Regions from separate parts of the Homo sapiens genome. Here region 1 is linked to region 2. A link is an interaction called in ENCODE POLR2A ChIA-PET data of the cell type or tissue named here. Cell type or tissue: GM12878. All regions are shown on one strand. Each heading gives the region's core, and the rest is flanking DNA. Links, peaks and the distances in the headings are about the cores only. Region 1 has its middle 13 kb from the start of BPTF. Region 2 overlaps PITPNC1 (phosphatidylinositol transfer protein cytoplasmic 1).

Region 1 (11,570 bases), core at 1,628-9,627, 170 kb before region 2:
TGGCATCTTAGTTCCCATAGTGGGTTACAGGCTACATATAATGTGAAGGGTTCCTTAAACCTGGGAGGGAGTTCAGATTGGATGGAATATGACAGGCTAGGTGTGGTGGCTCACACCTGTAATCCCAGCACTTTGAGTGGCTGAGGTGGGAAGAACACTTGAGTCCAGGAGTTTGAGGCTGCAGTGAGCTATGATTGTGCCTCTACATTCCAGCAGTCTGGGCAACTAAGCAAGCCCTTGTCTCAAAAAAAAAAAAAAAAAAAACGAAAAACGAAAAACAAACAAAAAAAAACAGCCACGCAGAGAGAAACCAACCTGATATGATTTAAACTTAGATGAGTTGGGTAATGTGTCACACATCTGCAGTTAAGGCTCAGAAAGTCAGAGGACAGGAACTGATTTATGAAGGAAGTGATTAGCTCTGTGACGTCAGATGGGTCAATCAACCCTGACCGAGCCCCAGTTTGCTCACAAATCAGTTAAGGGGGCTGGGTTAGAACCAGACTTTCCAATACTTTCCACATATATAGCACCCAATGAAAATTAGCAGGGGATATGGAATGTGGTTTAAAACATTTCTTTAAAGAATACAATTGGAATAAAAACAAAATATATATGGAGAAGATATTAAATATTGCATTTGTAACACTTTCCCCAAAAAAGCCCTCTTTTTTTTAATGAGAAATTTGAACTTAAATCCGTATACCTAACTTTTTATTCTGTTTTGCACTCTAAATAGCTCATGTAAGGTAAGTCCTGATTGAGTCTCTTTAACTGATCTGTTTCTTTTTATCTTTCTTTCTTTCTTTTTTTTTTTTTTTAGAAATGGGATCTCATGGCCGAGCGCGGTGGTTCACACCTGCAGTCCTAGCACTTTGGGAGGCCAAGGTGGGCGGATCACAAGGTCAGGAGTTCAAGACCAGCCTGGCCAACATGGTGAAACCCCATCTCTACTGAAAAAAAAAAAATACAAAAATTAGCCAGGCGTGGTGGTAGCGCACTCCTGTAATCCCAGCTGCTGGGGAGGCTGAGGCAGGCGACTCGCTTGACCCCAGGAGGCGGAGGTTGCAGTGAGCCGAGATCACGCCATTGCACTCCAGCCTGGGTGACAGAGCGAGACTCCATCTCAAAAAAAAAAAAAAGAAATAGGAAATGGGATCTCACTCTGTCACCCAGGCTGGAGTGAGTGATGCAGTCACACCTCTCTGCAGCCTCAAACTCCTGGGCTTAATGCATCCTCTCACCTCACCTTCCCAAGTAGCAGGGATTGTAGGCTTGAGCCACCACCCCTGGTGCGTGATCTCCTTAAATGACAAGAAACCATTTGCAACTGTATGTGCTAAAATAATTTAAGCCATCTTTTATAACCAAACATTCACAACAGTGGAAATGATATTTAAGTTATATTTAAAGCTCTTTTGTTTCTTTCATTGACAAATGTCCTTAGAACTTAGAATATTCCGGCTGGGCGCAGTGGCTCACGCCTGTAATCCCAGCACTTTGGGAGGCCGAGGCGGGCGGATCACCTGAGGTCAAGAGTTCGAGACCAGCCTCAACATGGAGAAACCCCGTCTCTACTAAAAATACAAAATTAGCCGGGCGTGGTGGTGCATACCTGTAATTCCAGTTACTGTGGAGGCTGAGGCAGGAGAATTGCTTGAACCCGGGAGGCGGAGGTTGCAGTGAGCTGAGATCGTGCCATTGCACTCCAGCCTGGGCAACAAGAGCGAAACTCCGTCTCAAAAAAAAAAAAAAAAAAAAAAGAACTTAGAATATTCCTTCTGGATTTTAGATCTAATCAAACTTGCCATAGCGAGTATTTCAAAATCATGATGAGGTTCCAGTTGACAGAACACAAATGCATTATTAGGACAATCACTTCACAGCCTGGACATCATTTGTGGTATATTGGCCAAAATTATCCAATACAAACGTATGTGAAGACAGAGTTTCTAAGCTGCCTGCCCCAGAATTCCCAACCCCCATCTCTTAATTAATTAATTAATTAATTATTATTATTATTCTTAGAGATGAAGTCTGGCTCTGTTGCCCAGGCTGGAGTGCAGTGGCGTGATCTCAGCTCACTGCGACCTCCGCCTCCTGGGTTCAAGCGATTCTTCTGCCTCAGCCTCGTGAGTAGCTGGGACTACAGGCACAAGCCACCACGCCCGGCTAATTTTTGTATTTTTAGTAGAGACGAGGTTTCACCATGTTGGCCAGGCTGATCTCGAATTTCTGACCTCAAGTGATCCGCCTGCCTCAGCCTCCCAAAGTGCTGGGATTATAGGCATGAGCCACCGCACCCAGCCCTCATCTCTTTCTCTCCTCTCTCTCTCTCACACACGTACACACACACACACACACACACACACACACACACACACACTCTGACACCTTCCTGCACATTGGATCGTTCCTTATACTTCTTGGGCTCCTGAGATAAACTCTTCTAGCATCTTCGTGGGTCCCTTGTCTACGCAGGCAATAATGTGCTATGCAACTGAATGCCAATGGTGGGCTCCTGCCCACCATCAGACCCCACCCTCTTAAGCCCGTCAGGGGATGAGGTTGTCATGAACAAAGTGGATCAGAGGCTGCGTACACCCTGAGAGCTTGGAGGATGAATATCTATCCCCACCCACCTCTTATCCTATTCACTGTGTATCAGTCTATAGCTCTCCAATCAGGAAGGTCTAGATTAGATCATCTCTAAGGTTCCTTCCAATACTGATCTCTATGATTATGATCTGGCTATTGCTCCTATTTAAGTGCGCTGAATTTGGGTTATTGACAAGATAATGAGGTGGAAATGTCCAAGAGACAGTTTGAAATGTAGACTGGGCTGAACGAAGTGGCTCACACCTGTAATCCCAGTACTTTGGGAGGCCAAGACGGCAAGATCACTTGAGGTCAGGAGTTCTAGACCAGCCTGGGCAAAATGGTGAGACCCCCTCTCTACAAAAAGTATAAAAATGAGCCAGGTGTAGTGGCACGTGTCTGTAGTCCCAGCTACTCAGGAGGCTGAGGTGGGAGGATCACCTGAACCCAGGAGGCAGAAGTTGCAGTGAGCCAAAATCACACTGCTTGCACTCCAGCCTAGGTGACAGAGTAAGACCCTGTCTCAAAAAAAAAAAAAAAAAAAAAAAAGGAAAAAGAAAGAAAAAAATGTAGACTGAAGCTCTGGAAGGATTGAAGCTGGGGGTATAAATTGGGAACCAGTCTCATTGAGATGAAAATTGCAGCCAGCAGACTATTTATCTATTTATTTTGAGACAGAGTCTCACTCTGTCACACAGGCTGGAGTACAGTGGCGCAATCTTGGCTCATTGCAACCTCCGCCTCCCTGGTTCAAGCAATTCTCCCGCCTCAGCCTCCCCAGGGGGCTGAGATTACAGGCATGCGCCACCATGCCCAGCTAATTTTTGTATTTTTAGTAGAGATGGGGTTTCACCATGTTGGCCAGGCTGGTCTCAAACACCTGACCTCAAGGGATCCACCCCCTTTGGCCTCCCAAAGTACTAGGATTACAGGCATGAGCCATTGTGCCCAGCCTCAGACTAAACTATTATAAAAGAGAAAGCAGAGAGACTAAGAGCACCTCATATATACCCTGGGGAATCACCTACATTTCAGAGCTGGAAGGAGAGAAGGAGTGGTCTACTTGATGATATGAAGCATGATCAATCAGTATCACTACTAGCTTTAGGGTGAAGGCATAGCCAAATTGGAAACTGGACAAATTTCAGAAACTATGCACCAAAACTTACAAACCTCAAATCCTAGTTTTCTTCCTATCTCTTTGGCCACTCCCGTTAGTCCTCAGCTTCTTTTTTGTTTTTCTTTTTTTTAGACAGAGTCTTGCTCTGTTGCACAGGCAGGAGCACAATGGTGCAATCTCTCCTCACTGCAAGCTCCGCCTCCTGGGTTCACGCCATTCTCCTGCCTCAGCCTCTCAAGTAGCTGGGACTACAGGCACCCGCCACCATGCCCGGCTAATTTTTTTGTATTTTTTTAGTAGACATGGGGTTTCACTGTGTTAACCGGGATGGTCTCGATCTCCTGACCTCGTGATCCACCCGTCTCGGCCTCCCAAAGTGCTGTGATTACAGGCGTGAGCCACCACGCATGGCCCACACCCAGCTAATTTTTGTATTTTTAGTAGAGACGGGGGTTTCACCTTGTTGGCCAGGGTGGTCTTGAACTCCTGACCTCAGGTGATCCGCCTGCCTCAGCCTCCCAATGTGCTGGGATTACAGGTGTGAGCCTGTAATTTGTATTTATTTATTTACTTGAGACAAGGTCTTGCTCTGTCGCCCTGGCTGGAGTGCAGTGGCGTGATCATGGCTCACTGCAATCTCAACTTTCTGGGTTCAAGCAATCCCCCCACCTTAGCTTCCTGAGTAGCTGGAACTACAGGCTCTCACTACCACACCTGGCTACTTTTTTTATTTTTAATAGAGACAGGTTTTGCCATGTTGGCCAGGCTGGTCTCGAACTCCTGGCCTCAAGTGATCTGCCTGCCTCGGCCTCCCAAATGCTGGGATTACAGGTGTAAGCCACTAGGCCCGGCCTCAGTTTCTTTAATGGACTGACTTACCTCCGCAGATTGGCTCAAATGTCATTACCCTCAGGCTTCTCTCCTGTTTACAGGTCTCTTGGACCACCCAGTCCAGTCTCATGATACTTGCCACCCAATATGCTCATGTTTCCCAAACCAGCAACTCTTGTCTAGACCCACGCTCTAATTAGCTGTTTCTCAAGCAACGTTTTGACTGGTTTTGTTTTTGTTTTTGTTTTTTTGCTTCCCTGGTACCTGGGATAAAAGTCCCCTGAATTAAAACATGAATATTCACCTCACCCAGTCCTCTGGGAGGTTCACCAGTCCCTGTTTTGGGAAGAATGGAGCTGAGCTCTAGCTGAGAAAAAAAACTCCATTCGGTGATCTAAAAATTTTGCAGCTTGGAAGTGCAAAAAAAAAAAATTGCAGCTTTGCACAGTGAGTCAGGGTGACCAACTTCTCCTAGTTTGCCAAAGAGTTTCCCAGTTTTAGTACTAAAAGTCCCAAATCCCAGGAAACCTCTCAGTCCCAGGCAAACCGGGTGGTTTGGTCAACCCCACAGGGAGGTGTTCTTTATGAGGCGTGGCAAGGGTGAAGGCTTGGCAAAGGGTGGCTGTGCCCATCAAACACAGACAGTTTATGAATACTTGAGTGGGTGGGACATACACTTTTAACTATTCCCTAGGGCCCCCAGCGCCTTCGCAGAGGTCCAGAAGAGCAGGTGGGGGCAATGGGGCAGTGAAATTTGGGTAAAAGGCTAATGTGACCTCATTTAAAACCGCAGGCTGGAGAGGCCCAGGGACTTTGGGTATCTATTTGCATAGCCAAGATCACACCAGATTCACATTTTATCTAGTACTTTTTGTATCTGTGACTCTGCCAGACATTGTTACAGTTTAACAGCTACATAATACTCCATCAAGAGAATATTTAGACTGGGCGTGGTGGCTCACACCTGTAATCCTGGCCTTTTTGGGAGGCCGAGGCGGATAGATCACTTGAGATCAGGAGTTTGAGACAAGGCTGGCCAACATGACAAACCCCATCTCTACTAAAAATACAAAAATTAGCCACATGTGGTGGCTCATGCCTATAGTCCCAGCTACTCGGGAGGCTGTGGCACAAGAATTGCTTGAACCCATAAGGTGGAGGTTACAGTGAGTTGAGATTGCACTCCAGCCCGGGCGATAAAGTGAGACTCTGTCTCAAAAAAAAAAAAAGAAGAAGAAGAAGAGGATTTTCAGTTTGTTCCAGAAATGTTCCTATTATAAATACATCTTTGTGCTTAAAGTTTTTTCTTTTCCTATATTTAAGATTTTTTTTCAGGCTAGATGCAGTGGCTCATGCCTATAATCCCAGCATTTTGGGAGGCCAAGGCAGGAGGATTGCTTGAGGCCAGGAGTTCGAAACTAGTCTGGTCAACATAGGGAGACCCTGTCTCTAAAAACTATGTTTAAAAAAACTTAGCCACACATGGTGGCATGCCCCTGTAGTTCCAGCTACTTGGGAGGCTGAGGAGGGAAGATCACTTCAGCCCAACTGTTCAAGGTTGCAATGAATGAGCTATGATTGCATCACCGTACCCCAGCCTGGGTGACAGAGCAAAACCCTGTCTCTTAAAAAATAAAAATATACGGCCAGGCACAGTGGCTCACTCCTGTAATCCCAACACTTTGGGAGGCCGAGGCAGGCGGATCACCTGAGGTCAGGAGTTCAAGATCAGCCTGGGCAATATGGTGAAACCCCGTCTCTACTAAAAATACAAAATTAGCTGCACGTGCCTGTAATCCCAGCTACTCGGGAGGCTGAGGCAGGAGAATCGCTTGAACCTGGGAGGCAGAGGATGCGGTGAGCCGAGATCATGCCATTGCACTCCAGCCTAGGCAACAAGAGTAAATCTCCACCTCACCAAAAAATAAAAATAAAAAATAAAATAAATAAAAATATACATTTTTTTTCAGTACTAATTTGGAAGTACCATTATGTGCCAGAGACAGGGCTAAGCACTTTATGTGCATTATTTCCTTTAAATTTCACCATAGATAACCCTCTGGAGTAGGTAGTATTTTCCCCGGGTAGACACTAGTGCTCAGAGGATATGTAATTTTCCCAATGCCACACAGCTACTGCATGATGAAGCCAAGATTTGAAATCAACACCACCACTTACTTTCAAAATATGTTGATGGTGAATTTTGGTTTGTTTACGGCTGTGTCATCTTTTGCCTGGCTTTGCTCTACTGAGCCACCACTGAGTCTTGTATATGTCTCTCTTTATTTTTGGTTATGTGCACTGCCCCAGTGACCACTCGTGTCTCTCTTTAGCACCTCTCCCACTGTGTTGAAGTTGCTTGTTTACACTTCCGCTCCACCTACAAGTGGAGGGTAGAACTGCATTTATTCATCTTTTTCCAACACATCTAGCAAGATATAGTAGAGACTCAAGAGAAATTTGTTGTTGAACATATAAAAGGAGAACTCCAGGCCAGGCGCAGTGGCTCACGCCTCTAATCCCAGCACTTTGGGAGGCCGAGGCAGGTGGATCACCTGAGGTCAGGAGTTCGTGACCAGCCTGGCCAACGTGGCGAAACCCTGTCTCTATTAAAAATACAAAAATTAGCCAGGCATGGTGGCATGCACCTGTAATCCCAGCTACTCAGGAGGCTGAAGCAGGAGAATCGCTTGAACCCAGGAGGCAGAGGTTGCAGTGAGCTGAGATCATGCCACTGCACTCCAGCCTGGGTGACAGAGTGAGGCTCCATCTCAAATAAATAAATAAATAAATAGGCCGGGCACGGTGGCTCATGCCTGTAATCCCAGCACTTTGGGAGACCGAGGTAGGCGAATCACGAGGTCAGGAGTTTGAGAACAGCCTGGCCAATATGGTGAAACCCCGTCTCTAATAAAAATACAAAAATTAGCCAGGCATGGTGGCGGGCGCCTGTAGTCCCAGCTACTCGGGAGGCTGAGGCAGGAGAATCGCTTGAACCAGGGAGGTGGAGTCTGCAATGAGCCAAGATCACACCACTGCACTCCAGCCTGGGCGACAGAGCGAGACTCCATCTCAAAAAAAAGAAAAAAAAATACAAAAAATTAGCTGGGCGTAGTGGGGTGCCTGTAATCCCAGCTACTGGGGAGACTGAGATAGGAGAATCGCTTAAACCCAGGAGGCGGAGGTTGCAGTGAGCCAAGATCTCGCCATTGCACTCTAGCCCAGGTGACAGAGCGAGACTCCGTCTCAAAAAAAAAAATAACTAAAATAAAAATAAATAAACAAAAGGAGAACTCCAGTGGTTGAGAGTGAAGGGAAGGATTATTTCAGAATTGAGGAGACTGGAACTGCTGGATGAGTGAGGGTTGACAGTCTTATAGGTATTCAAAGAAGGTGGCATTACCAGAAGTCAGGCAGGAACTGAGTCAGGTAGGCAAGGCGTTCTGGACTTTGAGAATGGAGGAAGCAATTTTGGGCAGTAGGAATTTTCATGGAATGCCTTCCCTTACTCACTCAACAAATATTTATTGAGTGCCTACTGTATGCTGGTAGGTGTACAATGAATGCTACTTTGGATGAGGTCAAGGGGGAAGGCTTCTGTAAGGAGGTGACATTTGAGCTCAAACTTGAGTATATAAGAAGTGGTCAATGTGAAGAACTGGAGAAGAACATTCTGAACAGAGTGAATTCAGCTTGCTTGGGAAACAATGGGAAGACAAAATGTTTGGGGGCCAGCTCTGTGATCCTGGGCAGGTCTCTTTTGAGACAGAGTCTTGCTTGCTCACCCAGGCTGAAGTGCAGTGGTGCAATCTCGGCTCACTGCAACCTCCACCTCCCAGGTTCAAGCGATTCTCCTCCCTCAGGCTATGGAATAGCTGAGATTACAGGTGTACACCACCACACCAGGCTAATTTTTGTATTTTTAGTAGAGATGAGGTTTCACCATGTTGGCCAGGCTGGTCTTGAACTCCTGACCTCAAGTGATCTACCTGCCTCAGCCTCCCAAAGTGCTGGGATTACAGGCAAGAGCCACCACATCCAGCCTGGGCAGGTTTCTTGACCTTGGTCTTCTCATCTGTAAAATGGAATGTACCCACCCACCTCATAGAGTTTAATAAAATGAGCATTAAATGAAATAATGAATATAAAGAGCTTAGCGTGGTGCCTGAAACCTAGTAAACAATAAAGGTTAGTGGTAGTAAAAATTATGAATTTATTCTTTACTATTTTATTAATAGAACACTTAGGAATGTATGGATAGTCACATGGTATAGTTCAATGTAAATACTCTGGAATCAGATCTGGATTTAGTCCCAGGGATACTGCATACTGTTATAATTTGCATATGTAGATATATATACATATACATATATATGTATTTTTTTTTAACCTCTCTGAGTCTTAGTTTTTTCAGCTATTAAATGAAGGTAAATATAGAACTTATTAAAGGTTGGGCGCGGTGGCTCACGCCTGTAATCCCAGCACTTTTGGGAGGCCGAGGCGGGCGGATCATGAGGTAGGAGATCGAGACCATGCTGGCTAACACAGTGAAACCCGGTCTCTGCTAAAAATACAAAAAAATTAGCCGGGCGTGGTGGCAGGCGCCTGTAGTCCCAGCTACTTGGGAGGCTGAGGCAGGAGAATGGCGTGAACCCGGGAGGCAGAGTTTGCAGTGAGCCGAAATCGCGCCACTGCACTCCAGCCTGGGAGACAGAGCAAGACTCTGTCTCAAAAAAAAAAAAAAAAGACCTTATTGCATAGGATTATTTTAAGGATTCGATGAAATAATACACGTAATATATTTAACTTGGGGACCTGATAACATGGGAAACTCTCAAAATTTTTATCTTTTAATTGTCATTTAAGCTTGCAGGGATTTTATTTATTTTGTTTATTTTTTATAATCTATTTATTGTAGAGATGAGGGTCTCACTATATTGCCCAGGCTGATCTTGAACCCCTGGACTCAAGTGATCCTCCTGCCTCAGCCTCACAAAGTGCTGGGCCTGCAGGTGTGAGCCACCGCACCTGGCTAAGAGATTTTATTTTTATTAATTGATTGATTGAGATGGAGTCTCGCTCTGTCACCCAGGCTGGAGTACAATGGCAAGATCTCAGCCCACTGCAACCTCCGCCACTCAGTTCAAACGATTCTCCTGCCTCAGCCTCCAGAGTAGCTGGGATTACACGTGTGCACCACCACACCCAGCTAATTTTTGTATTTTTAATAGAGATGTGGTTTCACCATGTTGGCCAGGCTGGTCTCAAACTCCTGACCTCAAGTGATTCACCTGCCTTGGCCTCCCAAAGTGCTGGGATTACAGGCGTGAGCCACCATGCCTGGCCTGGCTAAGAGATTTTAAATCCTCTCATCCTCCTAGAAAGAATACCATCAGTTCATGTCAACCCAGAGCCCATCTCTGACTTACTCTTTAACATTTTGTTAGTTATGTGAATAATTCTCCTGTTTGTACCAATATAACCTTAGATGTGTTTTTTGGTTGTTGTTTTTGAGACTGAGTCTCCCTCTGTTGCCCAGGCTGGAGTGCAGTGGCATGATCTTGGCTCACTGCAACCTCCGCCTCCCGGGTTCAAGCGATTCTCCTGCCTCAGCCTCCCAAGTAGCTGGGATTACAGGCACCTGCCACCACACCCAGCTAATTTTTGTATTTTTAGTAGAGATGAGGTTTCACCATGTTGGCCAGGCTGGTCTCCAACTTCTGACCTCAAGTGATCTGCCTGCCTCAGCCTCCCAAAGTGCTGGGATTACAAGCATGAGCCACCACGCCCTGCCCTTAGATGTTTGTGCTTTGCATATACACATATGTGTATAGATACACATATATGTATTTTTTTTAGATAGAGTCTCCTCTCAGGCTGGAGTGCAGTGGCGTGATTCCGACTCATGGCAACCTCCACCTCCCGGGTCAAGTGATTCCCCTGCTTCAGCCTCCTGAATAGCTGGGATTACAGGCGCCTGCCACCATACCCGGCTAAGTTTTGTATTTTCAGTAGAGATGGGGTTTCACCATTTTGGCCAGGCTGGTCTCGAACTCCTAAACTCAGATGATCCACCCACCTCGGCCCCTCAAAATGCTGGGATTACAGGTGTGAGCCACCACACCTGGCCAAAGTATATTCTTTTGATTTTAAAAATTAAAATATTATAAAATTAAAACCCAAACCACAATGAGATGCCACTTCACATTCACTAGCATGACTGTAATTGTTTTAAAAAAATAAAAATAAAAAGTGTTGGAGAGGATTTGGGGAAATTGGAACCATTATATATTGTTAGCGAGAATGTGAAACCATGTAGCACTGTGGAAAATGCTTTGGCAGTTACTCAAAAAGTTAAACTTAGAGCTACCATATGACCCACTAATTCTATTGATACATATATAGTCAAAAGAATTGCAAACAAATGGTCATGCAAAAACATACATACATATGTATACAGCAGCATTATTCTCAATGACCAAAGGGTGGAAACAGCCTACATGTGCATTAACTGATGAATGGATAACCCAAATGTGATTGATCCATGTAACAGATATATTATTCAGCCTTGAAAGGAAGGAAATTCTGACGCATATTACAACATGGAGAACCCTTGAGGGCATTATGCTAAGCGAAATAAGCCAGTCACCAAAGGACAAATACTGTGTGATTCCACTTATATGAGGTACCTAGAGTGGTCAAATTCATAAAGACAGAAAGTAGGCCGGGCATGGTGGCTCACACCTGTAATCCCAGCACTTTGGGAGGCCGAGGCAGGCGTATCACGGCATCAGGAGTTCAAGACCAACCTGGCCAACATAGTGAAACCCTGTCTCTACTAAAGATACAAAAAAATTAGCTGGGTGTGGTGGCAGGCGCCTGTAATCCCAGCTACTCAGGAGGCTGAGGCAGGAGAATCACTTGAATCCGGGAGGCGGAGCTTGCAGTGAGCTGAGATCCCGACATTGCACTCCAGCCTGGGTGACAGAGCGAGACTCTGTCTCAAAAAAAAAAAGGACAG
Region 2 (11,082 bases), core at 1,824-9,823:
CCCTTGTAGTTAAAGCCCATCTGTATCGAGGGGGTTGAGCTGGTGCCAGGGCTGTTTCCCTGGGGCCAGATGGACTTCGGCACATCTTTAGAAGGCGTCCACTCTATAGGATCAGCCACACCTGCAGGCCTCATCCATCTCGCACTGGGACAAGGCAGAGCAAAGGGCTTGTTTGAGCAGCCCGTGTAAAACTGCGTCCTCGTTTTGGATAGAATCAGTCTCCCACCTGGAAGGTGCAAGGAGAAGCCCACAGGAGAGCTTGGTCCAGCTGGGGCTGAGCTTGCATCTTGGAGGCAATCTTATTAGCTGACGTTCACTGAGATATGAAGTCTCCATGATTAATTACACTCTCAATTTGAACCACAAAGGGCAATAGCCAACAGGGGCTTGCCCTGTTAATTGAAATGAGAAGTTTTTGATAAATGCTAAATGAAAAAAGGCTAAGCAGGAACTCCAGCCAGGAATTGCTACATTATGTAACTATAACCCTCAGCCCTAAAATAGGGATGGATGAACAACACATATCACATGTCAGATTTTTTTCTCTCCATCCTGGAACTTCTCCTGAAGACTCCAAGGTGTTGCAGATCTCATTCTCATTCCCCTCCAATGAAAGTAAAGTTTAGCCCTGAATTAATGTAGGATTCCTTGAACTTGAATCTTAAGAGGGATACACATAAAACCAAGGAGCTTTCAAAGCAGCTAGTCCCCAAAGACCACTTATTAAGTGACCCTATTCATATGAAATGCCCAGAAAAGGGAAATCTATGGAGACAGAAAGTAGATCAGTGTGGTTGCTGAGGCTTGGGAGATGGGTGAGGGGAGAGGGTAGGGAGATGATAGCTAAAACATATGAGGTTTCTTTGTGGGGTGATGAAAATGTTTTACATTTGATTGTGGTGAGGTAAACATGTGATTATAGTAAAATCCACTGAACTATACATTCAAAATGGCTGAATTGTATGGTATGTGATCTATATCTCAATAAAGCTGTTTTTTTGGGTTTTTTTTTTAGACGGAGTCTCATTCTGTCACCTGGGCTAGAGAGCAATGGTGCAATCTCGGCTCACTGCAACCACCACGTCCCAAGTTCCAGCAATTCTCCTGTCTCAGCCTCCCAAGTAGCTGGGATTACAAGCACGTGCCAGCACACCCGGCTGATTTTTGTATTTTTAGTAGAGATGGGGTTTCGCCATGTTGGCCAGGCTGGTCTCAAGCTCCTGACCTCAGGTGATCCACCCGCCTTGGCCTCCAAAAGTGCTGGGATTACAGTGGTGAGCTATTGTGCCCAGCCAATAAAGCTGTTTTTTAAAAAAGAGACAAAACTAAGGAGCTTTCAGAATGTGCTGGAGAACTGACCTAAAACTTGACTTAAAAGGTCAACTGCTATGCATCAACTTAAAAAAAAACAAACCAAAACCCTAAATGCAAATCATGCCAGAAGCAGTCAATTCTTGCTTTGTTAGCAGTTAATACCTAAAGTGCTATTTTTAAAGCATTTGCTCTTGGCACTAGAATGCACCGCAAACCCTGAGCGGTTTGTGTTTTTTCTCTGCAAAATGACTCTCTTAAAGGAGTTTGACTCATAAGGTGCATCTGATGTGTAGAAAGGCACTGAAAGGCAGCTGTGGCAAGGGGAATGTTTCTGTTTTGTACCCTTCTCAGTTATAGTTCAGTGCCACAAACACTTGAAACTCATTGCTTTAAGAAGAGGGACGAGGCAAATGAGAAATTTGAGCACATCACACAAAACAATGTAATAGTCCATGGTTTTGGCCAGGCGCCGTGGCTCACACCTGTAATCCCAACACTTTGGGAGGCCAAGGAGGGCGGATCTTTTGAGGTCAGGAGTTGGAGATCAGCCTGACCAACATGGTGAAACCCCGTCTCTACTAAAAATCCAAAAAATTTAGCCAGGCATGGTGGCGCATGCCTGTAGTCCCAGCTACTCAGGAGGCTGAGGCAGGAGAATCGCTTAAACCCGAGAGGCAGAGGTTGCAGTGAGCTGAGATCGCACCACTGCACTCCAGCCTGGGAGACAGAGCAAGGTTCCATCTCAAAAAAAAAAAAAAAAAAAAAAAAAGCCTATGGTTTCTAGCCCCCAGGATGCCTTTTAGGAACTGGGGAGAAGATGAAAGCAAATGAGAACTTGCAAGAGAGGTGGCCAGAGGAAAGTCAAGGAAGGAAGCTGGGAAAAATCACCCTAGGAGCTAACGTTTTCAAGTGCTTGCTCCGTACCAGAGTCTGTGTCAGGCACTTCAGATTCGCTTTCTCATTTCATCCTTGTGATGTAATACAAAATAGATTTGGTTTTTGTCACTGCTTCCTAAGACAATGCTCCAAAAACTCCTGGAATTTCCTGAGTGATGGGGGTGACTTTTGGGATGCATAACAAGCTCCTTCAGATCACATACACAGGTGAGGGGCCCTAGATGGCCTCAAGATGGCTCTGGTCACCAGAAACACCAGGTGATTAGGGGGTTAGAACTTTCAGCCCCATCCACTGACCTCTAGGGAGGGAGGGGGTGCTGGGATTGAGCTCCATAAACGCTTAAACACACTGACCTGCTGGGAGGATGGCACACCCAGAGGGGGCACGGAAGCCCCAAGTCCCCACCCCCCAATACCTCACCTGATGCCTCTCTCCCATTTACCTGCTGCTGAGTCATATCCTTGATAATAAACTGGTAAATCTAAGTAAATGTTTTCCTGAGTTCTGTGAGCCTTTCTAGCAAATTATTGAGCCTGAGGAAGGAGTCGTGGAGACCCCAGATTAAAAAAAAAATTTTTTTTAGTAAAAAAAATAGAGATGGAGTCTCACTCTGTTGGCCAGGCTAGTCTCGAACTCCTGGCCTCAAGTGATCCACCTGCCTTGGCCTCCCAAAGTGCTGGGATTGTAGGAATGAGCCACTGTGCCCGGCCTATAGCCTGTCAGTGAGAAGTGGGGCAGCTTTGTGGGACTGGGATCTGATGCTAACTCCAGATAGACAGTGTCTAATTGAATTGAATTGTTGGACACATAGCTGGTGCTGGAGAATTGAACTGGTTGGAGACACAGAAAACACCCCAGAATTCTCATAAGCAAGCTACTAAAAGTAGCCCACTATTACCTGCATTTTCAATAATGCCCAAGGGGATGCCCCCGTGCTATTCCCAAGCTCACACTCCCATGGTTCCATCTCAGCCCTAGCCATGGGCTCCTTCAAAAACTCCTTTAGAAATTTCCAGATGGGCAGCAGGTGCAATCTCTACGTTCCTCTGCAAGCTTTTGGGGACACTTATTAGTATCACCCAAGTCTTGCAGGATGGCAGCATTGAGGGTGGGCCTGCAAGTTCCCGGCTCAGCAAACAGTCAACTATTTTTTGTGTGTGTGTCAGGGTCTCACTCTGTCACCCAGGCTGGAGTGCAGTGGTGCAATCATGGCTCACTGCAGCCTTGAACTCTTAGGCTCAAGCAATCCTCCCACCTCAGCTTCCTGAGTAGCTAAGACCACAGGCATGTGCCACTGGGCCCAGCTAATTTTTAAAAATATTTTGTAGATGGGCTGTTGCTATATTGTCTGGGCTGGTCTCAAACTCCTGGCCTCAAGTGATCCTCCCGCCTTGGCCTCCCAAAGTGCTGGGATTAGAGCCACTGCACTGGGCCTATAGCCAGCTTTTTTTTGCAGATGCCCCAGCTACTGTAGTTGATTCTCTCAGAATACTACTCCTGTCACATGGGATTGGGGTGAGGCAAGAAGTATACTCCCAATGACTACAAACTCCCCTCCTTCATCTCCACATAGGGCCTAGGGAAGGGGAAGATAGGGGCAACCAGAGCTGTGGGAAGAGGGTCATCTGGGCCACTGGTGATTAGCAGCTGCCTGGTGAATGTGGAGTCCCAATTCCTCTTTGTCCCCAGCTTTGGGCCTGGTTCCCAGTTCCAGAGCAACAAGAGCTGTCTCCCTAACATCCTGTTGCAGAACACTAACCTGTTCCGTTTGGCAATATGAGTATAGTTCAAGGTAACCTCTAATCAAAAGCAATAAGGTCATTCAAGGGCACACTGGAGAGGACCCCACCTTAATACATGAGACAGTGAGAGGCCAAGAACCCAGCTCCTCCCATAAAGGGAGCTTATTAGAACCTGGCTCGGTTTGCAGCCTTTGAACTTGAGGCTGTTCTCCACTCTGATTTTAGCAGTGCTCTTTAGACGAAGGCTATGGGGAGGCATTAACAGCCTGCATTCCTACCGAGGATCTACAATTTGGCCTAGAGATAGCTTAAGTTTATTAAATCAAAAGCTGATAATAGGCTGACAAATATCTCGATGAGTTGCAGCATGCCAACAGTGATCAGCACCAGATTAACTGTCCCTAAGTCTAGCTTGCTCCTTGTGTACTGTATTATTTTGGGAAATTTAGGCCTCCAACTTGTCGAACAGAAACCAGGGTAGAGATGTTCAATAAGCCAATCAGTCTGTAATTTGAAGACAATAAAATATTTCCACTTTTAGATTTCAAACTTATTTGAGCTTCAGAACTCATTTTGTTTCTCCAAATGCACTTTTGGAATCCCAGTATATAAAGCAGGTAAAAGTGATGAGTGGATTCTTCAGGCTGTTTCTCCCTTCACTGTTTGATACAATGTATTTCACTGTTTACCATGCCCGGGAGCACCTTGTGGGGTCCTCAGATCTGTGGAGCAGAACTGAGAGATGAACTGAGGAGGCTTTGAAGTGAGAGAACACATGCCCTGCCCCCAGGTTTGAATTTCAGCTCCAGTAACTACTGTGTGAACCTGGGCAAGTTATTTAACTCTAAGACTATCGTGTGGATGCTAAAGTGAGAAAAGGAATATTTCTGAATTAGGGTCTGTAGATGGGTTCTTTGGTGACTAATGGCTTTTTTTTTTCTTTTTAAAAATAGCTTCCTGGGCTGGGTGTGGTGGCTCACACCTGTCATCTTTGGGAGGCTGAGGCGGGCAGATGGTTAGAGCTGAGGAGCTCGAGACCAGCCTGGGAAACCTAACATGGTGAAACCCCGTCTCTACAAAAAAAAAAAAAAAAAAAAAAAAAAAAACCCAAAATTAGCTGGGTGTGATGGTGTGCACCTGTAGTCCCAGCTACTTAGGGGGCCAAGGCAGGAGAATGGCTTAAACCCAGGAGGTCAAGACAGCAGTGGGTCGTGATGGTGCCACTGCACTCCAGCCTGGGCAACAAAGTGAGACCTTGTGTAAAAGAAAAAAAATAATAAAAGGTTTCTATTCTCTAATGGAGGATGGCTAGTTTTTAGTTTTTGGTTTTTTTTACAGACCCAAGCTGCTTTTGGCCAATCCACTATGTTCTGGAATGTTTGTAAAGAGGAAACTTCTCCCCAAAGATGAGGAGTGGAATTCTATCACATCAGGTAACCAACCGTCTCAAAGGCCCTTCTTTTTCTACATACCAGTCTTTCCCTAAGATCATTTAGTCACTGAGACTCGGGGTTGGGAAGATATATTTAAGAAGGGAACTATTTCTTAGAGTGATTTCCAAAGACAACAGTTGTTTGTACGTCTAGCTTTACCTGAAGGAATCTTACTTGGTGTAGGGGAAGCATAATCTTTGGGGTAGGACACTTTGGGGTTTGAATCCAGGCTTCCTGAAACTTCCAGCCAGTTACTTAGACTCTCTAAGCCTCAGTTTCCTTATCTATAAAATGGAGACAATGTTGGCTGGGTGCAGTGGTGGCTCGTACTTGTAATCCCAGCACTTTGGGAGGCTGAGGCAGGTGGACCACTTGAGCCCATGAGTTTGAGACCAGCCTAGGCAACACTGCAAGATCCCCATCACGACACACCCACACACACACACCCACACACACAAATAGCTGGTGTGGTGGCATGTGCTGGTAGTCAGGAGGCTGTGGTAGGAGGATCGCTTGAGCCTGGAGGGGTGGAGGTTGCGGTGAGCCGTGGTTGCATCACTGCACTCCAGCTTGGGCGACAGTGAGACTCTAAATGGTGGAATTTATTTTTCTCAAAAGTTAGTTCCATACCTTCTAAAACCAGGTTTAGCAATTTTGTGAGAAATTTTCGTTGAAAATTCTAAGGCCCAAGCTAATGAGCTAGTAATTATAAGTCTTTCTCTGGGCCTCTTAATAATAAAAGATGAAGACAAGCACCTTAATAACACTTATTCTTTCTTGGGTATTTTTGGAACAGAAGCTGAACAGTTGTATTTGGAGTCTGAATAACTAGATGTGGAGCAGACAATCGCTCTGTCAGGTCTTATTTCTCAAGGAGAAAAATGCCACCTCAAACATCATAGTCATTGTTGCAGATTCTTAGAGTGCTAAACAAAGAAAGGGCTTGGAGAAGATTTAGCCAGAGGACCTGGTGGACAGCTACCAGAGTCTTTTTTTTGTTTTGTCTTTGTTTTCAGACAGAGTCTCACTTGTTGCCCAGGCTGGAGTACAAATGGTACGATCTCGGCTCACTGCAACATCCACCTCCCAGGTTCAAGTGATTCTCCTGCCTCAGCTTCCAGAGTAGCTGGGACTACAGGCACCCGCCACCACGCCTGTCTAATTTTTGTATTTTTAGTAGAGACAGGCTTTTGCCAGGTTGGCCAGGCTGGTCTCGAACTCTTGGCCTCAAGTGATCCACCCGCCTTGGCCTCCCAAAGTGCTGGGATTACAGGCGTGAACAATCACAGCCGGCCTAGAGTCTTTGGGTGGAGGAAATAAACTTCAATAATGTCAATCTGAAGCCACCCCCAAATCAGAAGCAACTTAGGAAAAAAACTGCACAAACTTATGTTATAATTAACGCTAGTAGCTGTCAAGGAAGACTTTGGATCTGATTCTACAGATGGCGTCAGATTCCCAACAGACAGAACAAAATTCAAAGGCACTGACCTCTCTCACAATCGGGGAATGGGCAGGCTTACAGGCTTACATTGCTAACCCCCCTGCATCCCTCCTCCCCCAAATTAAGTAACAATAAAGTGGTTTAAAACCTTGACCTCAGTAAGTTGAGCTCTCTTAGGCAAAGCTTCCCTATGGTGAATGGATAGTAGATGTGATAAGGCATATTGCTCCCGCAGCCCTTGAGTAACAGACTGGGCCTTCTGAGCTCAGGGGTTGGTCATCTTAACCAGGAGCTCCTCCTCAATGTGTCAATCAAAACAAATCACTTTCTCTTTTTTTTTTTTTTTTTTTCTGAGATGGAGTTTCGCTCTTGTTGCCCAGGCTGGAATGCAATGGCGCGATCTTGGCTCACCGCAACCTCCGCCTTCAGGGTTCAAGTGATTCTCCTGCCTCAGGCTCCCGAGTAGCTGGGATTATAGGTGCCCGCCACCATGCCTGGCTGATTTTTGTATTTTTAGTAGAGATGCGGTTTCTCCGTGTTGGTCAGGCTGGTCTCAAACTCCCGACCTCAGGTGATCCGCCTGCCTCGGCCTCCCAAAGTGCTGGGATTACAGGCATGAGCCACCGCGCCTGGCCAAAACGAAACACTTCCTACCTGTCAAGGCATGAAAAAAGATGGGAAGCTCTGCTCTGAGGCCATTTTCCCAAACCTGGTGCATTTACACACTGATTCTTGGGTCCCAGACCAGTTGAGTCTGGTTGGGTTGGTCTAAGGTGGGACCCGGATATCTCCAGTTTTCAAAACCTCCCTGGGTGATGCTGACCTGATTTGGGAACTCTGTTCTAAGGGCCAAGAAGTTCTGGTGTTTTACTTTAATAAGACTAAAAACAGCAGGGGCTGATGTGGCTGGCCCCAGTTATGAGCAACTTGTGTGGACTCATTGCCTGTTTTCTTGAAAGAACAGAGCAGGGCCAGGTGCATTGGCTCACGCCTGTAATCCCAGCACTTTGGCGAGTGGATCACCTGAAGTCAGGAGTTCGAGAGCAGCCTGACCAACGTGGTGAAACCCTGTCTCTACTAAAAATACAAAAATTAGCTGGGCGTGGTGGCGTGCACCTGTAGTCCCAGCTACTCAGGAGGCTGAGGCAGGAGAATCGCTTGAACCCAGGAGGCAGAGGTTGCAGTGAGCTGAAATTGTGACACTGCCCTCCAGCCTGGGTGACAGAGTGAGACTCTGTCTCAAAAAAAAAAAAAAAAAAAAAAAAAAATTACAGAGGGAAGTTCTCCATGAGATGGAACTGAAGAAGAGCTTGTTGTATCTGTTCACTCCTGGCTGAGAGCCTTGGGCCCTTCAGCTCTTGCTTCCTTCTTTGAAAGTCTTAAATGTTAGTTTTCTATAGTACAGCTGTAAGAAGGCTCGTGGCAGACAGAGATAGCATGGCAATACTGCCTTGGGTACCATCCCGGCACTGCAGTGCCACAGATGGCCCAGACTTGGCACAAAACAAACAGCAAATGTAACTTCTAAGGTTTCTTCGAGGTGAAGTAGCAGAGACACGTGCCATCCGGAATTCAGGTTAAACCATAACAGAGGCAATAACACATTTTTTTTGAAAAGTCTCAGCAGCACAAATGGCTGTAACTTCTGCAGGATCTTGCTGAGCCGGCGGAGGATCCCATGATCCTGAGAGCTGGAGCTATTGGTATCACACCTCTGCTCCTGTTCTCCACTCACACCGACAAGGGAAAAGCGACACGCAAACAAACTCCTGTGACGCCACTCACGGTGGCCACTTTCCAAAGACACATGGTTTCCACGGAGCCACCATTCCTGCAACCCATCTGCAGAGCTCGAAGCCAGGGTCAAAGCAGAGAGAAGGGAACACTTATGAAATGCTTACTGTGTGCCAGGGACTGTGCTGGTCACTTTCCATGCCTTGCCTTTGACGTCATCTCACTTCTCCATCCCATCTGTCCATCTGTCCATTCTTTGGAAGGGAGGGAGGGACTCAGACACAGAATTGATGATGATCAAATGCAGTGGCTGTGACCGCCTGGGAGGCTCCCAGAGCCAGGGCCCTCACCACATTAGGGCTGAATCATCTAGACACAGAGCACACAAGTTGGGAATCCCAATTCATAGGTTCTAGGGGTTATCTTTTGCACAGATCCCTCTATGAAAAGCCCAACTGTTTCTCCCTTCCATGAATGTTTTGCTTGGATGAATTCTTCCCTCCCTGGTCTGTTCCTTTTGGGATATAGGGTGATAGGGTGATTTCCCCAAGGGTTCTTTCTTTCTTTCTTTTTTGAGACAAAGTCTCACTCTGTTGTCCAGGCTGGAGTGCAGTGGCGCGATCTCAGCTCACTGCCACCTCCGCCTCCCGGATTCAAGCAATTCTCGTGCCTCAGCCTCCCTAGTACCTAGGACTACAGGTGCGTGCCGCCATGCCCAGCTAATTTTCGTATTTTTAGTAGACAGGGTTTTGCCATGGTCTCGAACTCCTGACCTCAAGTGATCTGCCTGCCTTGGCGTCCCAAAGTGCTGGGATTACAGGCGTGAGCCACTGCACCTGGCCCCCAAGGGCTCTTTCTATTGATTCAATGACCCACAATGCCACAATCAGCAACTGCACTCCTGGCAGAGACTTAGATTCTCTGCTTTTGATCTGGCATTTAGGAATTCATATGCCTTGATTTTGTTTGACCTACTTGGTCTGGCATTTCACTACCAAATTCAATTGGTAGGATTTGCAACTGCTGCTCTGAACACTGAGTTCTGGGGAACATCATTCATGCCAATTACTGCAGCAGTTTAAATGGTTTTTTTCCCCTTGAAAAATTAAAAAAAAAAATGAAAACTCTTTCTCTAGGATGAAGTTGGGCACTATCATTTTTTGTAGTAATCCCAGTAAAAATGGGGTTTGATCCAAATGCTGAGGTAGCTTCGCATTATTAGGCCAAGAGAACAGCAGTGGCTTTTAAAATCAGCACTAGGCACGGTGCTTCAGCGAGACTTGGCGTCTTATCTTTCCCGGGTTTGGAAGGAATGAGGTCTGAAAAAGAACACCTCATTGTTCCTTGGGAAGTGAGTTGCCATGCCAATTATTGGTCTGAAAATGGTGCAGCCAGGGTTGTTGAGAACTGGACTACTGTTTAACACCTTTTTATTTCCAAATGTTCCTATTCATTAATAAAATCTTATTGTTGTCAAGATGGCTGAGGGCAATTTGTTCATGAAAGGGGGTAGCAGAAGAGGGAAGGATGTAGGTTGATGGATTTGAAGGGTCCTAAACCTCTGGGCACCCAGGAGCTTGCCCTCACCATCCCCACAAGACAGTCAGCCCCTCTGGTGAGGTCACAGGTAGAGTCCCCTTGCACGGTTGCTGATAACCCCTGCTTTTTCTTTTTTCTTGGCCAACGGAATTTTTTATTTTTGGTGACCCCTGCTTTGAAGACTCTCTGCGACCTGCAGAATAAAGTCCAAATTCATTGACTTGGTACTCAATGTTTTTCCCTTGTGCCTCACTGACCCTTGACCATGCACTGAGACTCCTCATTTTCAGCCATTCACTACACTGTCCATTCCATCTCACACATCTTCAGACCTGAGTTTGCTCCCATCCAAGTGTGAGTCAGGGGCAATTTAATGTAGCCGCAGGGTGTGGGCAATTTTGTTATATCTAGGAAAATCTCAACCCATATGTCCATTGACTCAACACTTTCACTTTTAGATTTATTCTACAGAGACGTTAGAACAACTCTCAAAATATATCTATGGCTGTTTCTTGCAGTACCATAATAAGAATGGAAACACCCTAAATGTCCATCAAATGGAGAATGATGTACACATGGCACCACCGTACACTCGCTTATTATTATTATTATTATTATTATTATTATTATTATTATTTTGAGGTAGGGTCTTGCTCTGCTGCCCGGGATCTCAGCTCACTGCAGCAGCCTCCGACTCCTGGGCTCAAGTGATCCTCTTCCCTCAGTCTCCAGAGTAGCTGGTACTCCAGGCATGTGCCATCACACCCGGCTAATTTTTGTATTTTTTATAGAGATGGGGTTTTGCCATGTTGCCTAGGTGGGTCTGGAACTTCTGACCTTAAGCGATCTGCCTGCCTTGGCCTCCCAAAGTGCTGGGATTACAGGCGTGAGCCACTGAACCTGGCCTTCACTGGCATATTATCCGGCCACCTAAAACTCACTAGACAGGCGTGTGCTGCACAGAAAAATGGCAAGCTT

What was found. ChIA-PET counts read pairs that join two places held together with the same protein. Peaks named below come from ENCODE experiments on the same cell type or tissue, not always from the same donor. Only the 100,000 strongest peaks of a DNase experiment are listed, where the experiment ranks them.
Region 1: POLR2A ChIA-PET joins it to region 2 with 12 read pairs; 2 of 35 experiments call an interaction of 5 or more read pairs at or near these places.

What each region holds. Positions count from the first base shown.
Region 1 is chr17:67,807,122-67,818,691 of GRCh38, reverse strand. No RefSeq gene overlaps it. Among named protein-coding and RNA genes, the nearest start is that of BPTF, 13 kb to the left of the region's middle. In GM12878, for the core only: no CTCF peak of the experiment used is centred there; DNase peaks (open chromatin) are centred at 3,659 and 5,321; H3K4me3 peaks cover 706 bases; H3K27ac peaks cover 2,050 bases.
Region 2 is chr17:67,641,443-67,652,524 of GRCh38, reverse strand. The region is part of intron 6 of PITPNC1 (phosphatidylinositol transfer protein cytoplasmic 1); the gene reads right to left. Among named protein-coding and RNA genes, the nearest start is that of NOL11, 71 kb to the left of the region's middle. RefSeq lists enhancers at 1,006-1,085, 1,766-1,925. In GM12878, for the core only: no CTCF peak of the experiment used is centred there; a DNase peak (open chromatin) is centred at 4,884; H3K4me3 peaks cover 779 bases; H3K27ac peaks cover 4,590 bases.